2 separate regions of the Mus musculus genome follow, and region 1 is linked to region 2. A link is a loop called in an ENCODE intact Hi-C map of the cell type or tissue named here. Cell type or tissue: heart. All regions are shown on one strand. Each heading gives the region's core, and the rest is flanking DNA. Links, peaks and the distances in the headings are about the cores only.

Region 1 (11,003 bases), core at 2,508-7,507, 340 kb after region 2:
CCTTACAGAGCAACGCTTTGGGATGGGTGCTTTAGGTAACATTTACAGACTTGTTTTATTCCATGAAGATGAAGTGTCTTTGCCTCTGTTCCAGGAACTCTTCCAATCAACTACATCATGCTGAAAACAATCTTTCTCCTCACAGTAAACGCCCAGCGCCAGGCATGAATACCCACAGTGTGCTTGCCCGTGGGCTGCACACTCCCAGAACGCACTCACACCTCACAGTTCTGGAAAGGTCCTGCCCTGACTCTCAGCAGTGTGTATGCTAGCTCAGTCAGTGCACTGTACCTGCCCAGCCAGTGTACCCAGTGCCATCCCGAGGGTCTGCAGACTTTAGGCCTCTCTCCATTTGCTGAAGGAGCTCTCGGATCTTATTGGTCAAGCGATGTGAGAACTCAGGAGTCAGCTGCAGAAATTAAGAAAAAATATTTTTACGAAGAGTAAATAGTCAATCAATAGTACCTTATAATGGCATTTTTTTATTCATGGAAACAAGATATTATCATGTAAAACTTAAAGTAGCTTTTCAGAAACCACATATGGAACTCACACTATTTAAAACAACACATTTATTTCAAAAAGTTACTGTGAGCCAAGTTATAGTGGTGCACGCTTCTGATCCCAACATTTGGGAGGCTGGTGCAGGAGGTTGCTACTTTTGAGGCTAGCCTAGGCTACACAGTCAGACCTAGTCTCAATAGAAAAGAAAGTAATTTTCTTCCTTTCTGGTATTTTAAACAAGGTTTCTCTGTGTATCCGTGGCTGTCCAGAAACTTGAACTGAGTATCAGGCTGTCTTCAAACTCTAGAGATTGGCCTGCCTCTGCCTCCTAAGTGCTGGAAATAAAGGTGTGGGCCACCACTGCCCAGATTAACTCCACTTCTTTATATTGCAGCTGCCTTCCTGGAAGTGGAGAGTAACACCTGCCCCACGGTTTCTTAAAGTCAAACCCACTCTGTGCCATAGGGGTACACTTAAGGCTGAGACCCTGAGGTTAGTGACACCCATGTGATAGCTTATGAAACCGATGGGCAAGATGAGGGCCACAGGTCATAATCCTATTACTACTTTGAAAATCTCTTTTCCTTTTTATTATTTTATGTATGGGTGTTTTGATGGCTTGTATGTCTGTGTACTATGTGTGTGTTTGGTGCCTTGGGAGGCCAAAACGGGATTCTGGTCCCCTCAAACTGGAGTTATAGACAGCTGTGAGCTACCATGTGGGTACTGGGAATACAACTTCAGTCCTGTGAAGCACAAGTTCTCTCAATTGTAGCCATGTCTTCTGCCTCCCTCCCCGCCATGTCATACTCTTTATAAAGCAACTGTAAAGTAGTTTTCAAGCACTGTACACTCTAAATGACTGCGTGTATTAAAGACTGGTATCAACGTACCAACTCTTCAGGAGCATGCTATAACTCCAAACTGTAATTCCAAAAACACAATGAGATTTCCACCCAGGGCTGAGGACCACCACATGTGCAGACAGGTGTTTCATCATGAAAAGACTGCACTCTCAAGCCTACACTGGCCATCCCTAGAGTCTGTCTGTGTGAGTGTCTGCTCATGCATGCATTGCTGGCACCTGGGTAGAGGTTAGAGGTCAACTGTCAGGAGTCCGTTCTCTCCTTCCGCTTCCGTCCCCAGCCGGCCTGCAAGTGCATTCATCCGATGAGCCATCTCAACAGCACTAGAATCTCATTTTTAAGAGGAACACTTTAGGTTAGGGAAATGGCTCTGATAGTAAAGTGCCTGCTTTGCAAGCAGGAAACTTGAGTTTGACCTCTAAACCAGTATATTAAAAAGAGGGGTACATTGGCTTGTGCTTATAGGGGGGCAAGCTGGCATGTTCTTATAGTGGGGCAAGCTGGCACATGCTTACAGGGGGACATGCTGGCATGTGCTTATTATCTTAGAGCTGTGGAGGAAAAAACAGGCCAATCCCTGGGGCTTGGTGGACAGCCAGTCTTGGGCCTACTTGTCAAGTTCCATGCCAGAAAGTCTTGTCTGGAAAACAAAGACAGCACCCAGGGAGCAATGGACACTATCCTTGACGCTGACACACATGCATGTCTCCTACACACACATGCAAAGAGGCACGTAAGACTGGAAGAAGGCAGTGTCGTAAGTTCTAACGCTAATAATGTTCCAAGATTCACCTCTGAGGAGCATCCCTCTGAGGACTGTGGCCACTGCAGCACTGAGCACCATGCAGAATCCACAGCTTGACAGCCGCCTGGGATTTAACAGTCTCTGACAGAAGGTCAGGTCTTCAACGTGACTTGAGATGCATTTAGTAAGATATGATGGACTTCAATATTAATATAAAAAGGTCTGTAAGCCTCACAGAACTTGGGGAGTAGCTCGACATGGCCACAGGCCATCTTCTGCACAGAGGCCACATGTAATGCACAGCCCTGGGTGGCCTGACATCAGGAGGCCACAGTGAGAGTGCCTCAGCCCTGGGACAGGAGTCACTTTCTGCTAGGTACACATGTTTACAAAGGTGACCTGCCTGAGAATACTGACTGCTTGTGGCAGACCACATCACTGAAGTGTGAAGAGTGCTGGAAGATGCCAGGAGACAGACACGCTCCTTCTGTATTGCTGCCTTAATGTGGAGAATGTGGAGGCAGCACAGCCAGGTCTCCAGGACTTGACCTTTCAGGTTCAACAAGAGGATTTAAAAATGGATGCCACTTTCTCTGTACAATTTCCAAACTCTGTTCTACCATACACCACCTTGTTATCTGGGATCAGAGTTTGCATTGGTGTCCTTTTTTTTGTCCCTTAGAAATGAATTAAAGTTATACCCGGTCTGGTGGCAAAGACAGAGCCTGCTGAGTTTGAGGGTACCCTGGACTTCAGAGTGAGTTCCTAGCCAGCTAGAGCTACAAGGTGAGACACTGCCTTGAGAAAAAAAAGAAATGAATGGATGATTGATTTTGACAGCTGGGTATGGTGGCTCACACCTATAGTATTAGTACTCAGGAGGCTGAGGCAAGAAGATTACTTGGAGCTAAAGGCCAGCCAGTGTGGGCTTTAGTTAGCGTTTCAAAAACCCAAAGAAAGCAGGCCAAGACGTGTCAGCACACAAAAGTATTAGTTGTGAAACATGACTACCCAGCCATGATCTCAGAGCATGTAGAAAGCTGCATGTAGCAACACACATGTTAATGCCAGTGCTCCTACAGCTAAATGTCAGGCAGAGAGCAGAGTCACCCAGGCTGTGGGCCAGCTAGCCTGGAGTACACCGCATAGTAGCAGAAATAGACTGCGCCTCGACAAGGCAAGGCAAGAAAGGACTCTACACAGCCGTAACATGTACAGGCTTGCACATCACCCACATGAAGTGTATAAATTAATTTTTTGAAGCAATAAAAGGTAATAACTAAAGATAATAATAATAATAAGAAGAATAAGAATTAACTGTGTAAACTGAGCATCCTACAGCCTAAGACTGAAGTTCCATCATTAGGACACTTCTGCCAAGTCAGCACAAAGTGGCAGGCACACCTTCCTCTCTCCCTCTGATCACAGGACTGACTCAAACCTTCAGATCTGCTGAGGTAGGCAGAACACAGGCCCTCATGATGACAAGAAGGACCCTGGGGCTCCAATTACACAAAGCTTTGTCCCAGGAGGCCATACACTTTGATACCCTTCCACACTGCACCTCCACTGTCCCTCCCTGCTACTGCATGACCAACTAAGGTGTTTTCAGGGGTGAGCTGACACCACATAAGCCAGACATATTTGTGAACTCTTCACAGCTACCTAAAAACACTTTTCTTTTTTCTTTTTTTCTTTTTTTCTTTCTTTCTTTCTTTCTTTCTTTCTTTCTTTCTTTCTTTCTTTCTTTCTTTCTTTCTTTCTTTTTTTTGCACAGTCATAGCATTTCAAAGAAACAAGTTGATAAAATGTATGGCCACTGGCATACACTTTTACGCCCAGTGCTGGGGAGGCTGAGGCAGGAGGATAGTGATTTCAAGGTCAGCCTGGGCTACACAGTGAGTGCACACTTTTTAGTTTCTCTCTCAGGGCTCAAAAACCAGGTTTCTATTCCAATAATAATAATCCTACTCCCCAGAAGGCATGAGAAAACAGGTCCCTGGTGCCACACCTCCAGGCTCTCCTCTCTAAGTGCCTGGTGGTGGGCAAACCAGTGTAAGTACAAATGGTTTTTCTAATCGTTGGCTCACCGCTCTCAGCTTTATAGGCTTCGAAAAATGGTAAAATCACAAATGATTTTGGGCCTGTTGGATACATTTCTGTCAGCACCATGCCTTTAACGTGGTCCTCTCCACGCTCTAGTTTGCACTCATGACTCTGTCCTAACTTGCGCACACTCACTAATGAAAAACATGGCACCTATGAAGACAACTTGGCTCCTCATCTCCCTTAATGCCACTTAGGGAGTGAACTTGGAAGACAATTTTTATAACTGACATCACTGTTAGTGATGTTGACAATGGGTTTTATTCTCTATCCAATATGTTAGGACGCAGTGTATCCCAACTTAGATACTTATGTAAGTCTGATCTAATCACACATCTTTGGCGGGGGACAGATGGGCGTCCCCATCATCTAGGCAGAAGTGATGTCCTTCGGAGCCCTGGAGCTGGGGGAGAGAGGGTAGGTAGGCAAGCCTCAACTCACCCTCCCAGTAGAATCAAAGTAGTTTTCGGCCAGCGACTTGTTATAATCGGCATAAGGATTCGGAAAGGCCCTCTGAGCCATGACGCCGCAAGCGAACCTGCAGAACAGGGGAAAGAGAGATCTCAAGGGGGGCTGGGACCTGGGGTTGGGACGCGACTGAAGGCCCTTTGACAGCCCCTTCCCTCCGAGCGGTCCCCGGCTGGCAGCCGCTCCGCAAGCGCGCGGGACAGCGGCCGCTGCTCGGAGCCCCGCGGGAGGAAGGGAGCCCGTTGTTCACCCACGTCCCACGCCCACGAGTGGGGAGCACACGGAGATGATGGAACCCGCACGCCTCTCCAGCGGCTCCGCAAACCGCGCAGCGGCGACAATAACAGATGCGGCGCGTTTACCGCCCACTTCCTGTAGGCCTGGCCAATCAACGGGCACGAGAAGGCAGAGGCCCGCCTCCCACCTTCAAGTTCTTAAAGACACAACGCACTTTCTGATGCTTTCCCGGTGGGCAGCGGTGGTGGGGCTCCAGGTTTCCGACACTCGTTTATAAACACCTTGTTAAAGAAAGTTCAGTTCTAGATTCCAGGAGTTCGAAGTCCCCTTTCCCTGCAAAGGGAAAGGACCGTTTTCAAGTCTACACACCGAAGTCTTAACTACAAACTGAAATTACACACTGAAGTCTTAACTGACAAAATGAAATTGGTGTGTGTAGGGGGTGGGGGTAGGGGGTGTGTTTGCCTTTACATCTTCTAATTACGTTTCTAAAAGGAGGGAAAAAGAGACACAGAAATGACAGTGACGGAAACAACAAACCCAACCACCACCACCTGGCTGGCCACGTGGGTTTGGTGGTGGTGGTGGTTCAAGACTTTAATTTCAGCATTTGGAAGACCAGGCAGAGGGAGGCAGATCTCTGAGTTCAATGTCAGCTTAGTCTACAGAGTAAGTTCCAGGACAGCCAGAGTTTTATTGAGAAACCAGAAACCCTGTTTCAAAGAACAAACAAACCCCACCAGACTCTGTGAGCTCCAACACACTACCATTACAAAAAACAGAATATGCTAACTACTTTGGGGACATTTTTTACTTCAAGGTGCTCAGGAGGGTGTGGGCAAGGCACCAAATGATAAAAACATCAGGGAAACTATGCAAAAACTCAAAAGAACCCTTAGGAAATTTAGTCCGCTCAGTAGCCTAAATTAGACTCTGATACTACATATTGAACCCTTAAAAAAAAAAAAAAAAAAGGACAAAGATTGGAGAGCCATTTCAGTGTTTACAGTCTTCTTGTTTGAAAATTTTATGTTGGAAATTAAATCCTACCCGGGATGCATTGGGACCTCTCTGTTCAAAGAATATAGGGGGTCTAGTTCACATCTGTCAAGGGCAGGAGAGATGCCTAGGGGCTGAGAGCTCCTGCTGCTCTCCAGGAGGTCCAGAGTTTGATTCCCAGCACCCTTGAGCTGCTTACAATCAGCATAATTCCAGCTGATTCAATGCTGTCTTCTGGTGTCCATAAACACCCCGACCCCAAACACACACACACACACACACACACACACACACACACACACACACACACACACACACAGGAGGGAAAGAGGGAAGGAGGGAGAGGGGAGGGGAGAAGAGAAGGAGAGAGACAGAATGAATAAAATAAAAATCATAAAATGTCAGTTCGTTTCACCTTTCTCTTGATTAAGGGGCACATACTTCAGACACCCACTCCTGGCCTCCTGCTCCCCCTGAACCCCCTCTTCATCATGTTGACCCCAGTTCTCTCCTGAGAAGTTGCTTTAGACTAACATAAAAGTTCTGGGGTTTTTTTGTTTGTTTGTTTGTTTTTGTTTTTTTATAATAACATTTGTTCTCCCAGAAAATTCATTAGTTCCGTTCTCACAGCATATTCATGCAGAGTTAGTAGAGGTCTTTAGTGACTATGAAGCTGAAAACATGGAGGTGTGGAGGAGCATCTCAGAAGAGACGAAAGGAAAGGAGTGAGAGGCATTTTATAATAATTGTATTATTGTAATCATATTATGTTATTATTGCAAGCCCAGTGTCATGATGTCCCCTCACAGGCTTTCCATGAGCAATTGAAGTTCCTGTGATACCTAAATACACTAACGATGTATGGAAGGAACGACTCGGGGGAGCATAGTGGAACACTCACCTTAACCAGACAATGATGCTTGACCAGATGACTGTGGACAGGAAGATGGAGGATGGGGCAGGAGGGCAGGGGTAGGGGTAGGGGGGAGCACAGGATGGAGGAAGTCTGGAAGTTTGAAAGCAGCATGCTGGTGGCTGAAAAACCTGAGAAGGATGTGCCATGTGGACAGTATAATGAGATGCTGAGCTCCTATTGGGAACAGAGGCACAAGTGTAGGCAAGTCAGAGGCGTCTGTGGTGTCCTCTATCTGTCTTGTTCCAGACACAGTGTCTCAGTGAGCCTGGACATTGCTGTTTTTCTCCGTGGCTGGAGTAAGCTAAGTCCCAGTGATTCTCCTGTCTCTGTCCTCCTCAGACCTGGGTTTATGGTTTCTATTACATCTGGCTTTTATGTGGGGGCTGGAGATCTGAACTCAGCACTTCATACTTCTACAGTAAGCTCTTACACACACAGATATCTCTCCAGGCCAAGGCACATGATCTGTCTATCTGTCTATCTATCTATCTATCTATCTATCTATCTATCTATCTATCTATCTATCTATCTATCTACCTATTTTATATATAGCCATTTTATATATACCAGAAGCCAACTGCTGGATCATAGGACATTCTCAAAATTAATTCCCTCACTATTAATTCCCCAATACTGTTACACTGCTTTCTAGGAGCACTGCACTAGTTTATCTCCTTTCTGTTGGGACCTATCAGTTTTTGTTCTCACCTCCTGCCCAGCATTTATTGTCTAGTATTCTAAATTTACCATGTTAATGAATGGCATAAAATTTCCATAGATGTTGAAACACTTTTATTTTTATTTTTAAGTTTTGTTGAGAATAGTGTTGGGCTTTTGTTCAGACACGTGCCAAACAACAGGGCGTTACCTTTGGATGTTCATTTTTGTGTTTGTTTTTGCATGATTTTCTTGTCGGTTGACAGGTTTTCTTGGTCTCCTGGCAGGTACATTCCAGCTATGAAGTTCTGGCTTCAGATATTAGGACCACATTTTCCTGCCTGCTAATTTTCATCTAAATAGAACCTACACAATTTTGTTATCAAGGTTCAAACACTTGGCTTCAAGCTATGTGTGTCTATCCACTAACAGGCTGCAAGGAGGATGCCCCAAAGCTGCCACTACAGCCCACCCTTGCCAAGAAGAAGAGACAACACAAAGTTAGATTTCGGACAGTTCTGGAGGTTCCAAAGTCTGAGATGCTGGTAGCATTTACTTTTTGTTTTTCTGTTATCCGTTTCTGGGTTTGCAGAAGGCAATCTACAAATGCCAGAGCATGTGGGAGGTGACAGCGAGGTCACAGCCACCAAGAGGCCTAAAGCACATTGTGGAAACAGAGAGAAAAGCACTTCTTTTAGTCGAGGTTAGCTTTGTTCCTCATCACCTTTCAGGATTGTAGATCTCTTCCATTCCTCAGGGTGTTACTCTGGTCACAATGACCATGGCTCTCTATCAGAGGTACATCTGTGCCCAGACTTGAGGGAGTTGTGGAGCCAGGCAAACTCAGGCATGCACAGGCTGGTACAGGAATCCATCACTTCCCTCACATGTCCACTGGTGAGAATTAAGCCACATGGCTGTGACCATTAAGCCACAAGGAGGATGAAATGAGGTCATCTTCTGGTCCAATCTGTGTGTTTTTGATGTCTGAAGGAGTGAACTGGTTTGGTGGGTAGTGGTCTCCTTCCTATGCATCGTGGAAGTTCTAGTAACTGATAGTACCTGTGTGCTAGCATAAGGGGGACACAGGTTCCCACTTTGCCTCTGACCTCCTTGAATGCACCATTGCTGCTTATGGTGAATCCTCTTGAACTTTGTTAATCCTGCCATTGTACTAGGGAGGAGAGAGACCATGAGATTCTATATTATTCCAAAAACATCTTCTCTAAAGCACATGCAGTCTATGACTTTGATTTATTTATTTTTTCCCCTTCTACTCAGAGTAGCCTATTTTCTTTGCAGCACAAAAGTTATAAAGTAGCAGCTGTCTAAGTCTGATTTTACTGTCACTGTCCTGTTGGTTTAACATCCAGTTGGGGCTATGTACAACTGAAGCAATTTCCTGTTTCGCCCATGGTATTGACCCCACTGGTTGGGAGTGCCTTTGGCAGCAGAGGAAACGGACGTGCAAACAGACATTCACCAAACACAGTGCGGTTCACTTTTAATTTCCTAGAGACAGTGTTTGCTGTGGTACAGACGACACCACCTCCTTGCCTTGTCAGGACTGTTATTAGTGTGCTGACAGATTTCTTGGTACCTGTAACTGCTGGGCAAATGCTCCCGTTATAGCTGTGCTGGCGTTCTCTGGGAGATGAGAAAGATTTCAAGCACAGAAAGTTGGTCAAAGATGTTCAAACATTTAAACAGGTTTCTCGATTTCCTTCTAACCCTTGAGAATAGATCTTGATCAACACAACAGCCCATGTCTTTAGGAGCAAGAAGAGAGGTTTTTTCTTTTGTTTTTGAGAATGTGGGCCTACGCTCTATTGTGAAGATTACATAGATCCTTGTTGCCTATGTGCATGGTATCTATAAGCAAGTCAGCAATAAAAAACCTCATGTCCTTGCACCTATATCTGGGATCCTGTTCAAAGTCAGAAAGCATTTCATTTAAGAATATATTTTAATTTTTTGTTGTATTTAGCTATGGGGTGAATGTGCTGTGTGTGGAGCTTACAGGACAATTTCTACTTCTACTGTGTGGGTCCTAGGGATTGAACTCGGATGTCAGGTTTGGCAGTGCCTTTACTCACTGAGCCACATCTTGGGCCGCCAGAAATGCCTAATGAGATGAATTACATTTGCTTCTGTCCTCACCCAGCCGCAAAGCATACACTAGTGCATGTAGTGAGATGATACACACTCACCCTTGTTTGCCCCAGTTTGGGATTCCCACCAGCCTGTTCCACTGCCTGACAAGGAGGTGCCAGTATTTACAATGCTCATGTCATATACAGATTTGTCTCACAATAGGTAGTTTAAGTTATTAAAAGGAAAATATTAAAAATTCCCAGCTTTCCCAATAACTGTGTTATTTATGCTTCATATATATATATATGTTTTCTTTTTGCTGGGAGAAATGAGAGGTCAAAGTCAAGGTGAGTAACTGTGGAACACAAAGGTTTACAGCGAGAAGGCAAAGACAGTCCCTCAGTACGGCCACACACATCTGGAATTAGAGCTCCTAGACCAGGGAGGAGGCCTAAGAATCTACTAGTTACCTTGTTACCACCTTGTCACATTGGTTTTGAACACTTAGTGTCTCTGTCTGACTGTGAGGGCCCTCAGGTCTGGGCTTCAGAAAGTCCTTCCTCCCTTATCAACACATTGCCTGGGCTGAGCCACAAAGCCTGGCATGAAGGTTGTGCTCTGGGCAGGCCAAGGAAAGGAGAGGACCGGAACTCCAAAGAATCATGCAAGACTTGCTCTTCTCAAAGACTGACTCCCTCATATTGTCACCACTGGAGCGCATGTTAATACAAACTTCCCCATTTCCTGCCAAGCACTCTGTCTTAGGGAAATTGGGCTGGCTCTGCATAATGAAAAGCTTCATATGAATCTCTTGTAGGCAAAAATTGTAGAATTGGATAGATAGCTATGTGATTCTCTTGCTGTCTAGAGTTTGGTATGGTTGCTTCTAGAGAAGAAAAGACAATGAAAGAATATAGTGCGAATATTTAAAAACCATGGCTGGAATTCTGGGAATTATTGATTTCTAGCTTACATCTGGTATGTCACAGTCCCTCAGATAATTCTCTGGACCAATGGTTCTCAACCTGGGATGGAATGACCGTTTCACAGAGGTCACCTAAGATCATTGCATGACACAGATATTTATGTTATGATTCATAACAGTAGCAAAAATACAGTTACAACATAGCAATAAAAAATGATGGTTGGGTGTTATCACAACATGAGGAACTGTATTAAAGGGTCTTAGCATTAGGAAGGTTGAGAACCACTGCTCTAGACTAAAGCTAAGAAAAAGACCTGAAGAGAAGGCACCAGAGTGGGGTGGAGAGAGAGAGAGAGAGAGAGAGAGAGAGAGAGAGAGAGAGAGAGAGAGAGAGAGAGAGATGCAGAGACAGAGGGGCAGAGACAGTGAGACAGACAGAGAGAGAGAGAGAGACAGAGAGAGAAAGGAGGGAGGGATAAAGGGAGG
Region 2 (11,003 bases), core at 2,176-7,175:
GGACATCATGCAGTTCATAAACATTTTTCAAAAGTTTAGCAGTTTACATTAGAGAAATGTAACTACTAAACCCTGAAAAAAATCTCATAACATACCTACATCGATGTGTGTGTGTGTGTGTGTGTTAGTCTTCATGTAGAAGTTAAACAGAGATTTTGATTATGTTGAGATGAGTTTAAAATATATTCTATATGCTTAAATATTGACTATGTTGGCTATAAAATGTATACTATAAAGAAAATACCTATAAACCCATACAAATAATAAAGGAAACGATTTTTATGTTAGAATTATTTATTAAATGAGCACAGTGACTTATAAAATCAAATATATTTTGGGGCTATGATCCCATTCACCATGAGAATGAAAGGTAACCTATAAGTTAACTAGGATAAAATTTAAAATCCCCCAGGTCAGAAAATCAGGGCAGAACCACCTTCTTGGCCTTTTGGCTGAGAACATGCATGGGAAATCCAGGAGACAAACAAACCTTCTCTGTGTTATAACACCTTCACATCATTTATACTTAATGTGCAGTTCATTTCTAAGTGCAAAAGTGGACATGTAAGTGGTTTTCTGGTTCTAAGCTGATATATTTTGCCTGTTAAAAACTATGCTGCTCAACTAGCATTAGAGGCCTTATGTTTGGTAATTACAAGTGTCTGAGTTGTGTGCGTTTATATGTCTGTGCTTTGTTCCCTCTTTTGGACTTGTGATTCAAAATCTCTATAATTGTGTCAGATATTTAAGAAGTATAGAGGTCAAAGAATTGTTAAATACTCAATAATAACCCTAAATACCTTTATATATTTTAAGTGTGTTGGGCTGTTTGAGAAATGATTTTATTGGTCTGTCTGCCTTTTAATCTGACTCCTTCACTCTCGTGTATGGAAGTCTATTATTAACTTTTTCAGTAAGCTAAGTAATGTTTTATCTTGGAAAAAAGAAAAGACATGACCACTCTGAGAAATGGGGACTTACAGAGTGGGAGTGCTCTCGTCTTGGGACTTTTGAGATTTCTCATCTATTCCATTTATTGTGTCCTTAAACGTGTTGAATGTTTATGTGTGGTAACTAAAGTATATGTATGTGCATAAGACTGTCACAAGATGTATTCTCAGGAATACTGTTACCTGGAGTTTGAAGGAATAACTTAAAGAAAACAGTTAAGATAAAAGTTCAAGTTAATTGACAATCTTTTGTAATATTCAAAAATGTGACAAGAACTAATTATCACTTTTGATCAATATATTAGTAAAATTAGATTATATCTTAATCTGTGATGCTTAATAATATTTATCTCATTCAGAGGAAGGATAAAACAGGCACCCACTTTCCAGGTATTAAACAATTACATCCAATTAAAATTGCTCCTTTGGAAAGCAACTTTATAGAGAAACCTTGAGAAATAAAAATACATCATCCATGATAGTGAGTACCCATGTGTACTATCCAGATTAAAGCAGCTTAAATCCTGGATGCAGAATTTTCTAGAATAGACATTTTTCTTTCATTCGCAGCATTCAGTGTTTTCTATAATTCTATTAGATTATTTGATTCTTATGACAAGGGAAGTGAGTTACTGAGTGCGTTGGAACAAGTCACTGAGAACAACACTGTCAAGGGGTACCACTGGGCACATGGCAGTGCTGGAGGCATCTGTTGGTTTTCTGCTTCAAGCCTCCAAGAGTAACTTAAGCCAGGATGGCATCTCTCTTTTAGCATCTGTTCTTTTAGTCAGTGAAGAACTTTCTCCACTTTGCTGCCCACTCCTAGAGTTTCCGAGGAAATAATTGAGTGTGTACTGAGATCCATAGGGAAGAAAAGGTCATAAATGAATAGAATTATAGTCCAAAACATGAACTAAGTACCTTCCTTGAGTTACACAGGATACTTTACCAGAGAACTTTCCCGAATTTGCTGCTGTCACATAGAGTCCCACTTTCACTCTGTGACCTCACACTACCAATCCATGGCCTTGTGTCTCAGCAGTGAGTAAACTAGCCCACTTCCTCATTTATTTTTGTGGGTCTCAACTGCAGCATTTTAGAAGCAAACTTTGATCTGACACTCAGGAGAATAAACACAAATAGAGGGCAGAATGTATTTGGAAAAGTTTATGATAAATTTACTTATATTATTTAAAGATCATTTAGGATCATAAATCTACGTACCTCCATGATATTTTTAATAGTCACTGTGACCATGGGATTAAAGTCCTTTATTAGCCATTTTGTAGGTGAAGACAAAGGATTGACTACACAGCCAACTTCCTTCAGATGACTATAAAGTCTGTTATGAATACTGAATGACCAAAGAGCATGGAAAATGCATCTGAATAAATACTGAGATGTTTATGAAAGATATTTATGAAAGCTAATGATTTCTGTGTTTGAATATGCACATATAATAAAATAAATCTAAGATCATTTAATGTGCTCTAATTTCACTTCTTTCCATTGGGAATGGGATAGCTCATTCAGGATCATTTTTCAAGACCTGGTCTGTGCCTTCCTTCATCTCTTGTTCTTCAGACTTCCACTCTAAAGTGGAAGCCTAAAGCCATTTTTAGCTTAAAGTCACTAATGGGTAAACACCCCCAGTCCCTCTACCGCCATATTTGATACCTACCTACTTCTGTTTCTCATCTTCTATCTTTCAAAATAAAGCAAAATGTAGATATGGAAGACAGCAAGCCAAATTGACTTCACTGCCCGGATTATGACCCGGAATGCTGGTATATCCCCAAGTCAGAATATTAAAGACTATTGTCTTCTAACTGTGTCCCCTGCAGAAACCATGGCATCTAAATTACCAGCATGCTTTTAATAAAACTATGAGAGCCCTATCCTTGTTCTTTAGGAATTGCTCTTGTTCTATCCACGTGTATCTTCATGTACCTTTTCATTTTTTCCTGGCCCAGACTCTGGATACGTTTGACATTACGCCACTTATCCATTTCAAGAATTATGGCTGGATAGCAACTCTATCAGACTGGCTATGAAAGACCCACAACGTGAGGACTCCCCCACGTTCTGACTCAGGAGAGGCGACACCCCAAATCACACAAGAAACGGTCTTACTGCAAACTTATTCAAGAGGGCTCTCGGGCCCACGGTCATACACCACGCAGGGGTAGAGGTCTGTGGCACACCGATTAGCTGGGTAAGGAGGTATTTAAAGGAAGAAACCACAACTCAAGGAAGTGGGGAGGGCTTTGTTGGAAAATACCAAAGATACCAGTTAAGAGTCCCAAGGAAGTGCAAAGTCACAAGAGTCACAAGGAATACCTGGTAATTGTTCCAGTTATCTCTCAAGACAGTTTCTAAGAGCCCCTAACAATAGCACATTTGCATAGCAATGGTCAGGGTGACTTTCTTTGAATGAACACTCTTTGAACCCAGGAAGCGGGTGGGTGGAGGAATGTCGCTATCTGTTTTATGATTAGCATCATTAAGTCACAGAGGTCACATTCCCATGCCTGGGCCTAAAGGCCTAGAATTTTGTTTTTACGTTATACTTTCAGCTACTGCAAAAATTCCTACACTGAGTACTCAGCAGTCACCAGTTATCAGCAGCTTGACTAAGGAACATCTCAGAAGAGAGGACTGTAAGAGACAGAGGGTGGGGGAAGTTCAACGGAATGCTGCAATTAATGATTGCATAAGCAACTGTGGCTCCCTGCACAAAACCTACAGACACGTGAGGTGAAGTTATTTAAGTAGGAGAGGAGTTAATTGGGAAGAAGGGGTCAGGAGGAGTGGCTGGGGTAAGAAAGGGTAATGGGGTTGAATATGATCACAATATATGCTATACGTGTATGAAACAGAGAAAAAAATAAAAACAAATTTCCTACATTGTAGGTGGTAGTCTAGCTGATCAACCCGTAGAACTTCTTACATTGTACTCAATAAACTATTTTCCCTTTCAAAAGGAAAAGAAGCCAGAAGATCCTTGGAAATCCAAGACAGAAGGCAGAAGCTCTGCACCTGGCTCCGCCCCTAGCCAGCCAGCTGACGCCCCCCCCCCAGGAGGAGGCGGGACTTCCTCGCCGCAGGGCAGCTGCTTCCGGCAGAGTCCGGAAGAGAGTGCGAGGTGGGAGGGGGCGGAGCCAGTGCGGCGCGCCCAATCGGGACGGAGTCTTGGCTGGCCCGGGCTCTCGTGGGCTCACTCGCTCTAGGGAACCGGCACCATGGCGTCGGGCTGCAAGATCGGCCCGTCCATCCTCAACAGCGACCTGGCCAACCTGGGGGCCGAGTGCCTGCGCATGCTGGACTCGGGGGCCGACTACCTGCACCTGGATGTAATGGACGGGTAACTCCGCGGGGCTCGGGGCGGGCTGGCCGCGCGGGTCGGCGTCGCTGCACCTCAGCGAGCGCCTGTTGGGTGCACGGCGCCCCTGTGCGACGACGGGCTGCCTGGCCAAGCGCGCTGCCGAGGGCACCGAGCCGGCCCTGGCTGACTTTGGGGCCCGGTCCTTTCCCCGCCACCCCGTAACCTGTGGTGATAGGACCCGGGAGCCACCTCCAGTGTTCAGGATCTTCCTCTGGTGAACTCGTAGAGAAACTGAGGCCCAACGGGACAGGCGCGACTTGCTCGATCGAACTCAGATAACTAACTAGTTCTCGACAAAGCCGGCAGACAGCCTCAGCTTGACACCTGGATGGGCTTCCGGAGTTCGACCACTTGCCGACTTGTCTTAGGCAAGCCGCTTCAGCCTTGATTGGGACTCGGGTTCAGTGTGAGGAAAATGGAAGGATTATTGATCATAGAACGCTTCCGCGTCTTGGGGAACTTGAAACGAGCAAGTCCAGTGCCTGGCGTGTAACAGATTCTCTGCAGTTGTTAGTTGTATCGAATAACCCATTCGAATTCTGATTTTCCTGTCTATTTTCTCTTCAGGCACCCTGCTCTTCAGGGAGGTCAGTTTTTTTGTAAGTAATTTTTAAGCACTGTAGTTATAATGCTCAGAATCAGGGTACAAGTTTCCTAAGTTGGTTCTAAAGTGAGGAAACAAACCTAGACCCAAAGGAGGCTGGAGGACTTGCTCAAGATTACAGAAGATTGTGACAGACTTGGAACTTGAATCTTCTTGGCTTTTTGACTAGCATTTCCCACCGAAAGTTTACATAAAATTATAAAAGACCTTGGGAGTGAGATAGAAAAATAAATTTATTTCAAATAAGCAAAATCTGTTTGCCCTCAGTCACATTGGCAAATATGTGTTATTTACATCAGTTTCGTTTCTTGTTGGAGGTTTTGCTGTTCTTTCTGGTTTTTTTGAGACAAGGTCTGTATAAATCTTAACTGGCCTCAAACTCAAAATCTTGCCTCAGCTTCCCAAATGCTGGGATTATGGGCACGGGTCCCCACACTCAGTTACACTAATTCTTTTTAACATCACTGCTGTTTTGTCCATAGCAGTTTTGTTTCTTTTGGCTCTCCGTGGTTAAATCTCATTTTTCTTAACACTTACTTGAAAGCCCTTGACCGGCTGGAATGTGTACCCCAGAGATGGTGTTGATTTCGATGCCTGAGAAAATGTAGGGGTCCTAGCATGGCACAGACTGCAGGTGTAATGAGCCTGCTTGATGCAGAGGGGAGGGGTGGACACCAGTGCTTTCACTTTGCTAATACAAATGTTGCTGTAGACCAGGCTTGCCTCACCTGCTTCTGCCTCCTGAGTGTGCCCAGCTTTTTTAACCTTATTTTTAAACGTGTCTAGTTTTTGAGATTCTATATAATATAACTAAATCATTCCCCCTTCTCTTTCCTCCCACAAACCCTCACACAGACCCTATACCTCCTTGCTCTTTTTCAAAACCATGACCTTTTAAAATATTATTAAATACATATGTAAAAATACAGACACACATATATCCCTAAATACATAAATTTGACCTGCTCAGTCTGTATAATGCCACTTGTGTGTATATTTTCAGAGCTGGCCATTTGGTATTGGATGAGACTGTGTCTCCTGCTCTCAGAATTCCTTAGATATCTGGTCCTTTGTGTAGGGCCAGGGCTCTGTGGGCTGTCCAGGTACTCTTTGAGGTTAATATGTTATCGTGAAGAGTAAGGTATATTGCTATGTCTCTCTCTCCTGGTGTACTGTAAACTTTCCAAGAGCAGGATCTGACTTTCCTTGATAAGAGACATTAAAGCATGTTATCATTGCTTAGTAATAGTAGAAAGCATCTCTGAGAATCACCGATGCCCCCCCCTTCCCCCAGCTGGCCCCCTTCCCCATATCAGACTTAAGTTAGTAAATAAGGCAAAAAAATTATTTTAAATCGTTCTACTTTTAACAATTTTTATGCCTTTAAATCTATACCTACCTTTTTTCTTTCCTTTGAAGTAAAAGCTATTTCCATTCATCTTTTGCAAAAGAGGAAACCAGTTTGGGGAAGTACAGCTCCTTTCCCATCACTCTGGCAGAATAGACAAAGCCTGATGTCTCCAGAAGAGAGCTGTGGGATCCCTTTACAAAGGTGGCCAGCCTCCTCTGCTTACTCTCCACCCCTCCGTTTTCTTCTCTGTTTCAAACTGATCTTATCTAGAAAGTCAGAAACTAGGCTAAGAAACACTAGGTGGCCAGACACAAGTATGGTTAAATATCTGAAGTAAAGAACAGGTTTGTTTTTCTGGAAACACATTTTGAGAAAAGCACAAAACACACCATGGCAGAATGCTAGCTGGAATGTGCTGATCCCAACTATGGGAGCAACGCACACACGGCTACTTCTAAATTAGTCATTGGCATTTCATTTACGTTGGAGAGATTTTATATAAATACTGAATTTCTGACTTTTGCTGGAGATATCAAAGATTTGGAATTCTCTTCTGTATTCTGGTAAGGCCTTGATTGTGTGGAATTGAGCAAGGCAAGCATCTGTAACCAGTTTCTCATTGTGTCCTGGGCCCTACCTTCTCTAGCCTGGCTCACCTGCTCAGTTTTCCTTTTGCCACCAGCCAAAGACTCTCCAGTTCCTGATCCCCGGGAAGATTTTCTGGTTCCTGTCTTGGTGCGTTTTGTACCAACCGTAATCCTCTTACATTTTGTTTGTTGGTTTGTCTGCAGTAGACTGCCTTCCAGTTATTACTAAAGTATAGGGATGCTGATGGGACCTGCTAAGAGAGGAGACGTAGATTCCTCTGTTACAGCAGCTATGGATTATCCCCAGCAAGTCCCTGGTTTCAGGCACGAGGAACCCTTTGTTACACTTTCCTTCTGAGGAGGGTCGTGGGGAATGTCAGAGTGAAATAGTGATGAAGCTGGCATTTCTGGTGAATTCCTTTGCTTTCGAGAAAATTAATTTAGGATTTCCTATTCTGGTAAGAAATCTGAGGCATTTGATAAAAAAATCATGTTCTTTGGTTTTTGGAACCTCAGTACCTCTCATAAAGAGGCTGGAAATCCTTTGATAATTCATGTTGTCCGGTAGTTCCGAAACACCTGATTGCATGCCTAGGTTTTTGCACCTTTTAGTTATGGCTTAGCCACAAGCCTTTAGTTTCTCATGAAAACTTTGGTGCATATTGGGCTCTTAGTGAATTTATTAAACCCAGGTCATTGAGTTTATTACCAAGAGCACAAATTGTTCACTTAACTTGGAGGTCAGTACTTTTACATGTTATTCTTGTGTTTCTCAAGTAAATTTGTATTTATTAGATTCTCAGCTTCTCAGCCCATGATACTTGTCATGATTGTTTTAATAATAAATGGAACCTAAATTTGAGCAAACTAATTTTCAAGACCACACGGTACAAGCACAGTATATGCGACTGAAGACTTAGTGTGAAGTTGCAGAACAGCCTGTTGCTGCCTGCTTACCAGCCCCGTATCTCTGGTGGAGTTAACATCGGTGTGTGATTGAGCCCTGACAGTAATGGCCCTTGGACAGGCAGTGGAATAATCTTTGAACCTCCAGGGATCAGTTGGTTAGAGAACGTAGCCATGGCCCACTCGTTCTGACCCTCTCAGGTCGATCCCGAGAATGTGAGTTGCTGTTCCCTCCCCAGGACTATTGTTCTAGTATCTGTACTGGCAGGTGAATGCTGAGACTGCCCTTTGTAGCCTCATTGCCTGTGTTAACTCCTCCTGCCAGCACTTACTGATTGTATGACACTGGGCTAGAAGAAAACTTAACTCTTTTACTCCCTGCTGCATCTAATCAGTTGTTGACAGGCCCTCTTTTTTTATTTTCCTATTTTTGTCATTTTTATCGATTCTTAGCATTAACACCTGCCTTCCTTCTTGCACTTATCACTCAGTCCATCTTTGTGCTTTATTGTATTTATTACTTCTTAAGAAGCTCATACCCCACTTGATAGTTACAGCGCAGTAAACTCCGAACACCTGCGTGTAACGTTGACCATCCTTAATCCGATGGCGTCTACCCCTGCTGTGGTCAACACCCTGTCCCTTTGACCTAAGCGTGCTTTTTTTTTTTTTTTTTTTTTGCCTTCTCTTCCTTTTCGGCTTTTCTGGTCCTACAGATATCAATGTTTCATAAATCCTGTGATCTTCTAATATTTCAGAATTCTACAGAATACTTAAAGTATTTATTATAATCTTCCTTTTGCTATTTTCTTTCTTCACATTTCCGTGGGCATTATTGTTAAGCTTTTCTCAGTCTACATTTCAGGACCATAGCACTATAGTTTATTTTTTGTTAACGCAGCAGTTGAGTGTGATTCCATGCACTTGTTCTGGGATTTCGTCGTCTTCCATCCCATGGTTCTATTCATCAAGAGCTGGATCGGCCATTTAGTGAGGACTGGGAGGGGTGCAGATTGAATTCCTCTCATCCAAAATTCTTGTGAGCAGAATTGTCTCAGATTTGGGGTTTTATTTGGATTTCAGAATATTTGTGTGCACCTAGTATTTAAGGAGTTTAAAGGTTAAGTGCGTTGGGGTTGAGGTCAGACTGACTTAACTTGAATTCTGTCCCACAGATTATGAACCAGGTGATTGAAGGGTGTTAAGTTACCATGTTTTCAAAGAGGCTGTAAATCATATCTGTTTTTACTAAGTCTGAGGTATGAAGAAAGTTATAACCCCTGGCGTGAACTGAGCTCTCAATACACTATGACTAGCTCCAATAAGTACCGTTACTTTTTTTTTTTAATTTTTTTTTATTATTATATGTAAGTACACTGTAGCTGTCTTCAGACACTACTATCTGAAGAGGGTGTCAGATCTCATTACAGATGGTTGTGAGCCACCATGTGATTGCTGGGATGGATTTGAACTCAGGACCTTTGGAAGAGCAGTCAGTGCTCTTAACCACTGAGCCATCTCACCAACCATCGTTATTTTTTTTTTAATGGTTATTATTTAAAGGGTTTAAACAATAGTTTAGTGGCCTGTGGTTGAAGTAGATTAGAGGCTAAGATTCAGGACGCCTGTGATAGAATCCTGTATTAACCGGTGCTCCCCTTGAACAAGTCTGGAAGTGTCTTTTGTCATCTTTCCATCTCTGCTTGCTATGGACTATGAATTGCAGACTTGTCATTATGAAGATATATGTGACAGCACACATCAATTGTAAACTTGATCTTACCTGGTTATTTCTGTTTAATTTGTCTAATACTAAAAATGTTAAGGATTATTTGGGGGGGGGATGGAATTCTAAACTTTCCTTGTTCTCTTGTCAGAATTCATATTGAAAAATGCAGAAGTGGGATTAGAAATGTTTTCGGAGTAAGATTTTCCTTTTGTCTTGCAGGCATTTTGTTCCCAATATCACTTTTGGTCACCCTGTGGTTGAAAGCCTCCGAAAGCAGCTAGGCCAGGACCCTTTCTTTGGTAAGTGGGTTGTTATACCATTTAAAACTGCTTCTATTGCTTAAATAAGGAGAGTGGTTGGTTGGTCAAGTTTATCTTGCACCCTTTTCCTAATTTCTCCTCTGCTCCTGCGTCATCAGCTTGATTTTAGCAGTCTAACACCTTCCCTTCCCCAGGGCCTTGACAGAGATTCTACCTGGAAAAACTCTTGTGTGAGGGTCTCCCGTCAGCCCTAGTTTGTTTGTCATCTCCTCAGAGGGGCCTTCAAAGCGCGGAGGCCAAGTTAACTCTTCTCTACTGTCCCGTGAGACAGACTGACTTTTCCCACTGTGCAGTCTGTTCTTCCAGCTCACTTTACTTTATCAGACTCTAAGATCCAAAGGTAGAGCTGGAACTCACCTTGTGATTTTCTATTATTATTATAGTTCACTGGTTTGGATGTTTTGCCTGAATGTGCATGTGTGTACCTTCAGGCCCGAGGATGGCATTGGATTCCCTGGAATTGGAATTACAGAAGGTTTTGAGCCATTATGTGGGTGCAAGGAACTGAGCCAGGGTCCTGGATGAGCATCCTGTCCTCTTAAGTGCTGAGTCACCTCTCCATCCCCAACCTTTGCTTTTCTCTAGGCTAAACACACACGATTACACTTCTTAGTGTAACTACTAGTTGAATTTATGAAGCAAACAACCAATTTACTTCTTCCATTGTAGGCTTTCTGCAGATATGGTTCCTTTCAGTGTCATAGGGTAGGAAGTCCGAAGGGTTTTTTTTGTCCATTTTGGTTGTGGTTTCTTTTTAGATCATTCCAAACTAGAAGTTATTTGAACTGAAATGAATCCAAGTTTATAATGTTTTCTGTAACTTGTATAACTAAGTGAATCTTAAAGTTTTTTGCCAGTAGAGCAATTTTGTGAATGACTCTAGCTGTACTGTTCAGTGTGGTAGCTCTAAAACCCATATTTAGATACGTTAATTAAAATAAAAATTTAGTTTGTAACTTACAATAGTCACAAGTCCTCGGTAGCCACATGTGTCTTTTGACTATTATCAGCAGAGCAGACACAGGACATTCCTACTAAGGCAGACCGTCCTGAATGCAGGCTCTGGTGAGTGTGTCCATGCTGGGTGCAGCATCTAACAAATGTGTCCAGCCTTTTGACATACAACATGCTATTGTCATCTACAAAATTCACATCTGAGAATCAGAGTTGA

The links. Hi-C counts contacts between places; a loop is a spot of excess contacts. Peaks named below come from ENCODE experiments on the same cell type or tissue, not always from the same donor. Only the 100,000 strongest peaks of a DNase experiment are listed, where the experiment ranks them.
Region 1: a loop joins it to region 2, with 2.2 times the contacts of the local background. A loop is called at or near these places in 2 of 42 quality-filtered maps.

The regions. Positions count from the first base shown.
Region 1 is chr1:67,033,833-67,044,835 of GRCm38, forward strand. Lancl1 (LanC (bacterial lantibiotic synthetase component C)-like 1) reads right to left here and starts at 5,040. Exons shown (of 9, transcript NM_001190985.1): 1 at 4,663-5,040; 2 at 292-409. The coding sequence starts at 4,743. In heart, for the core only: no CTCF peak of the experiment used is centred there; a DNase peak (open chromatin) is centred at 5,059; H3K4me3 peaks cover 1,801 bases; H3K27ac peaks cover 1,262 bases.
Region 2 is chr1:66,696,715-66,707,717 of GRCm38, forward strand. Unc80 (unc-80, NALCN activator) reads left to right here. Exons shown (of 65, transcript NM_001368824.1): 65 at 1-2,436. Rpe (ribulose-5-phosphate-3-epimerase) reads left to right here and starts at 4,117. Exons shown (of 6, transcript NM_025683.3): 1 at 4,117-4,314; 2 at 9,732-9,811. The coding sequence starts at 4,193. In heart, for the core only: no CTCF peak of the experiment used is centred there; a DNase peak (open chromatin) is centred at 4,167; H3K4me3 peaks cover 2,159 bases; H3K27ac peaks cover 1,296 bases.